Regions from separate parts of the Homo sapiens genome. Here region 2 is linked to region 1. A link is a contact called in ENCODE Hi-C or POLR2A ChIA-PET data. All regions are on one chromosome and are shown on one strand. The core of a region is the stretch at or near the end of the contact, and the rest is flanking DNA. Distances in the headings are between cores, read along the strand shown. Region 1 has its middle 17 kb from the start of ARFGEF2. Region 2 overlaps ARFGEF2 (ARF guanine nucleotide exchange factor 2).

Region 1 (2,700 bases), core at 103-2,602:
CCAGTGACTCGCACCTGTAATCCCAGTGGCTCGCACCTGTAATCCCAGTGACTCGCACCTGTAATCCCAGTGGTTTGCACCTGTAATCCCAGTGGTTTTGGAGACGGAGGTGGGACTGTTGCTTGAGCCCAGGAATTTGAGGTCTCAGAGAGCTCTGTCACCCACTGCACTCCAGCTTGGGTGACAGAGCAGACCCAAACTTTAAAAAAAAAAAAAGAAAAGAAAAGAAAAAAGAAATAAAGAAAAAAGGCCAGGCATGGTGGCTCACGCTTATAATCCCAGCACTTTGGGAGGCTGAGGTGGGCAGATCGCCTGAGGCCAGGAGTTGGAGACCAGCCTGGCCAACATGGTGAAACTCTGTCTCTACTAAAAATACAAAAATTAGCTGGGCGTGGTGGCATATGCCTGTAATCCCAGCTACTCCAGAGGCTGAGGCAGGAGAATCGCTTGACCCGGGAGGTGGAGGTTGCAGTGAGCCGAGATCACACCATTGTACTCCAACCCAGGTGACAGAATGAGATTCCGTCTCAGGAAAAAAAAAAAAAAAAGAAGAAGAAAAAGGCAAATTTAGACAGTTAAGGGCACAAGCCTCAGGGACTGCCTGAGTGTGAAGATGAGGGAGAGTAGGTGTCTAGTGTGACCCCCACGTTTCTTACTTGGGGAACAATGGGTGGTCAGGCCATTTACCAAGACAGAGAACGAGGAAAAGCTGGTTTCAGAAGAAGCATGTTAAAGATTCTAACTCCAAGATTACACCTTCCAATAAACATCCCTCTTAAGCAATGCTAGCTTCTGCAACACCTCTTAGATTATCTGACTTTTTTCATAAAAAGGAAAACTTTTGCACCGCTGCCAATGCAATTTCTATATTGGCCACCAGAGAGCACCAATGCTCGAGCAGTTCAACTAGACTCACCACCTGGTCCTGTTTTACACTTTAGAAAAAAAAAAAAAAAAAAAAAAAGCCGGGGGAAAGATTTTGGCTTCATCATCTTGTCTCAGAATCATTCTCGTGAGCTTCCCTGGCACCGGGATAAAATCTGATAGCTATGTCATGTGTGAAAAAGGTTTGGCTTATTGGATCCCTCAGTGCTAATTAGGAAAAAATCTCCTCCCTCACCACAATTTTCCATGTGTGCCTGAGCCCACCTCACGAAGTCCAGGGGACTTTCCTGATTTGTTTTGCATTGCTAGCCTTAGGCAAAACCCAGCACATTTTGCTTCTGATACATTTCCACTGCTGCCTCGTTTTCCCCACTGTCACCCGTGACCTCTGTGCTTCCCTCTCATTGCTGTGCTTCCAGCCCCGGGAACTTGCTCCTTCAGTTGCCTGATGGGAAAGCACAGAGGGTAGTTCCTTCCTAGAAGTGATTTCAGCCCCATTGCCTCCCATCCCCTCGCCTCTCATTCTCCAAGGACATTCAGCAGCTTGTGGGGGGCGGGGTATCAGAGCCTCACAGACCAAAGCCTGGTGTCTGCTGCCCTAGGTCTTTCTCTCTCTCTTTCTTTCTTTCTTTTCTTTCTTTCTCTTCTTTCTTTCTCTCTCTCTCTCTCTCTCTTTCTTTCTTGCTCTGTCGCCCAGGCTGGAGTGCAGTGGCAGTGGCGCCTTCTCGGCTCACTGCAACCTCCGCCTCCCGGGTTCAGGTGATTCTCCTGCCTCAGCCTCCCGAATAGCTGGGACTAAAGGAACGTGCCACCACACCCAGCTAATTTTTTGTATTTTTAGTGGAGATGAGGTTTCACCGTGTTAGCCAGGATGGTCTTGAGCTCCTGACCTCGTGATCCTCCCACTTTGGCCTCCCCATGTGCTGGGATTACAGGCATGAACCACTGTGCCTGGCCCTTTTTTTTTTTTTTTTTGAGATAGATTCTTGCTCTGTCGCCCAGGCTGGAGTGCAGAGGCACGATCATGACTCACTGCAGCCTCCACCTCTCGGGTTCAAGCAATTCTCCTGCCTTAGCCTCCCCAGTAGCTGGGATTACAGGCGCCCACCACCATGCCCAACTAATTTTTTTTGGTATTTTTAGTAGAGACGGGGTTTCGCCATGTCGGCCAGGCTGGTGTCAAACACCTGACCTCAGCTGGTCTGCCCACCTTGGCCTCCCAAAGTGCTAGCATTACCGGCGTGAGCCACCGCGCCTGACCTGCCCTAGGTATTTCTTTCTGTTGTTCTTCTAGATGACTCTAGGACCCCTGACCTCCTGGGGGGCCACTGCTTCCCCTCTAAACCCGCTCCCATGGCAGGCGATTTAGGGCCAACTCCCAAGCCAGATCCCACCAAGGGTGATGGTTCCCAGAGTCCCCTGGGCCCAGCGGCAGAGGGGACCAAAACTACCCACTGTTGTCATTAATGCACCACCTGGAAGTCATTATTTGGCAATAGAATCTCTCTATTCCTGAAGGTACCAAGGCCGTAGGAATTACAGATTCTCTCTGGTCTGGTAAACATTATCTCCCAGACTTGTGGCTGCATAGAATTCATCTCAGCCTGCTGAGATCATTGCTACTCACCTGGTTTTCCCATGATCAGAACTAATTTCTTTCTTCTTTTTTTTTGAGACTGAGTCTCACTCTGTCGCCCAGGCTGGAGTGCAGTGGCGTGATCTCGGCTCACTGCAACCTCTGCCTCCCAGGTTCAAGCAAGTCTCCTGCCTCAGCCTCCTGAGTAGCTGGGACTACAGGTGTGCTCCACCACGCCT
Region 2 (2,700 bases), core at 138-2,637, 41 kb before region 1:
TTGGAGGCAGAGTCTCACTCTGTTGCCCAGGCTGGAGTGCAGTGACACAATCCTGGCTCACTGCAACCTCCATCTCCTGGGTTCAAGTGATTCTCCTGCCTCAGCCTCCCAAGTAGCTGGGATTATAGGCATGTGCTACCACACCCAGCTAATTTTTTGTATTTTTAGCAGAGATGGGGTCTCACCATGTTGCCCAAGCTGGTCTTGAACTCCTGAGCTCAGGCAATCTGCCCGTCTCGGCCTCCCAAAGTGCTGGGATTATAGGCATGAGCTACCGCACCTGGCCCTAACCTATAATTTTAAATTAAAGAAATATGAATATATTGGCAGGATATCCTCAAAAATGGTTTTATTATTCACTTGAGGCCAGGAGTTCGAGACCAGCCTGGGCAACAAAGTAAGACCCCGGTCTCTACAAAAAGTAAAAAAAATAACTAGCTGGGTGTGGCGGCACACACCTGTAGTCCCAGCTACTCGGGAGGCTGAGGTGGGAGGATTACATGAGTCCAGGAGTTTGAGGCTGCAGTGAGCTATGATCAAGCCACTGCACTCTAGTCTGGACAACAGAGTGAGACCCTGTCTCTAAAAAAAACCAAAAAAACTGGCTGGGCACAGTGGCTCACGCCTGTAATCCTAACACTTTAGGAAGCCAAGGTGGGCTTAAGCTCAGGAGTTCAGGACCAGCCTGGACAACATGGCAAAACCTTGCCTTTACAAAAAATAGAAAAATTAGCCCGTGGTCCCAGCTACTTGGGAGGCTGAGATGGGAGGATCACCTGAGCCTGGGGAAGTCGGGGTTTTCGGAAGCCTGATCACGCCACTGCACTCCAGCCTAGGTAACAGAATGAAAGGTGTTTCCTTTCTCTAAAAAATACCTATCTTTCTCTAAAAAAATAAAAAATAAAAATATATATATATATATATAAAATTGATATGTGACCAGAAAAACTTGGGGACTACTTAGTAGCTTAGACAAGACTGACCTTAACCCCCCTTACACTGAGCCCTGGCTGCGGGGAAGCGTGTAGCAGACCAAATGCTGGAGAAAGGGAAGACAGAATCTTTTTCACCTGGTAGAAGCAAGCCGCAGGGGAAGTCTCCAGGCTTCTCCCAGTGGAGAGGAAGCCTGAGCTAACTGTGCTTATGGCAAATCAATCCCAGAAGCACCTTTGCCACTCCTACTGCTGCGCCAAGCTCAAGGAATGGCAGGGCATAGCACTGATGTATCTGCAGCTGGTTTCAATTCTGCCCAAACCAAACTTTACCCCGATGCTGGCCTTCCATTTCTAAGACAGAGGTTACCTTGCCCACACTGGGAAAAGCCAGTCAAACAGGCTTGGCAAGGGCAGCCACCATGGGGAAGTACATTTTTTCCATTCAGTAGCCCAGGGAGCACCGAGCCACTTTCTCATGTCATAAAAAGGATGACTCATTTTGTATACTAAACAAAGAAATCCTAGTGTACCTATTACATCTCAGAGAATCTATTACATCTCAGAGAACTTCCATTCCTTTCTGTGTGTTTTTCCTTTTTTTAAAGAGACAGGGTCTTGCTTTGTCACTCAGGCTAGAGTTAGGTGTCACCATCACGGCTCACTGCAGCCTCAACCTCCTGGGCCCAAGCAATTCTCCTGCCTCTGCCTTCTGAGTAACTGGGACTAAAGGTGTGCACCACATGGCCCAGCTAACTTTTTATTTTTACTTTACTTTGTAGAGATGGGGTCTCAATATGTTGCCCAGGCTGTTCTCAAATACCTGGCCTCAAGTGATCCTCCTGCCTCAAAGTGCTGGGATTACAGGCGTGAGCCACTGCACCCAGCCAGAACTTCCATTCTAAAAAGAGAGATAACCATACCCCATAAGACTCAAGATTCACAGTGGGTTGAAACAAGGCAGGGTGTGTTTCCGTTTGAAATCATACTCAGATGCAAGGAGTTCCAGAAACAAACGATTTCTGTTACTAAACAGGCCAGAACCACATGGGTACAGTCAAGAGCAGGGGCCAGTTAAGAGCAGCAACCTTTTTCCATAAAGGAACACATACTAAATGTTTAGGCTCTGCGGGTCATTTGGTCTCCTTTACAGCTACTCCGCTAGGTCACAGTAGCAGGAAGGCAGCCACAGGTAATACATAAACGAATGGGCATAGCTGTTGCTACAGACTGAAAGTTTGTGTCCCCCTAAAATTTGTATGTTGAAGCCTTAAGCCTGCAATGTGATGGTATTAGGAGGCTGGGCCTTTGAGAAATAATCAGGCTTAGATGCAGTCATGAGGGTAGGTCCCTCATGACAGGATTAGTGTCCTCTAAGAAGAAACCAGAAACCTAGCTCTCTCTCCATGACACGTGAGAACACAGCTGTCTGCAGCCAGAAGGAGTGTACCCTCACCAGGAACCAAATCAGCCAGTACCTTGATCTTATACTGCCTAGCTTTCAAAACTGTAAGAAATAAATGCCTGTTGTTGAAGACATCCAGTCTATGATATTCTGTTACACCAACCCAAGCAGACTAAGACAGCTGTGTTCCAATAAAACTTTATTTGCAAAAGCAGACAGTAGGCCAGATTTGGCTCATGGGCCAAAGCTGATGACCCCTGGTTAAGAACACAGACACAGAGTCAAGAAGTCCTAGAAACCCACTGGGTGCAGTGGCTCATGTTTGTAATCCCCAAACTTTGGGAGGCCTAGGCGGGAGGATCA

Evidence for each region. Hi-C counts contacts between places; a loop is a spot of excess contacts on that map. ChIA-PET counts read pairs that join two places held with the same protein, here RNA polymerase II (POLR2A).
Region 2: a loop to region 1 is called in a map of endothelial cell of hepatic sinusoid, with 8 times the contacts of the local background. The contact joins two enhancer-like sites. A Hi-C loop is called at or near these places in 1 of 168 maps with a recorded cell type or tissue (endothelial cell of hepatic sinusoid). POLR2A ChIA-PET finds 5 or more read pairs at or near these places in 7 of 52 experiments (A549, A673, PC-3 and 3 more).

What each region holds. Positions count from the first base shown.
Region 1 is chr20:48,903,398-48,906,097 of GRCh38, reverse strand. No RefSeq gene overlaps it. Among named protein-coding and RNA genes, the nearest start is that of ARFGEF2, 17 kb to the left of the region's middle. Within about 2 kb of position 1,352, at least 2 of the 41 ENCODE cell types and tissues checked have a DNase peak (open chromatin) inside an H3K27ac peak, as active enhancers do.
Region 2 is chr20:48,944,703-48,947,402 of GRCh38, reverse strand. The region is part of intron 3 of ARFGEF2 (ARF guanine nucleotide exchange factor 2); the gene reads right to left. Among named protein-coding and RNA genes, the nearest start is that of ARFGEF2, 24 kb to the right of the region's middle. Within about 2 kb of position 1,387, at least 9 of the 41 ENCODE cell types and tissues checked have a DNase peak (open chromatin) inside an H3K27ac peak, as active enhancers do.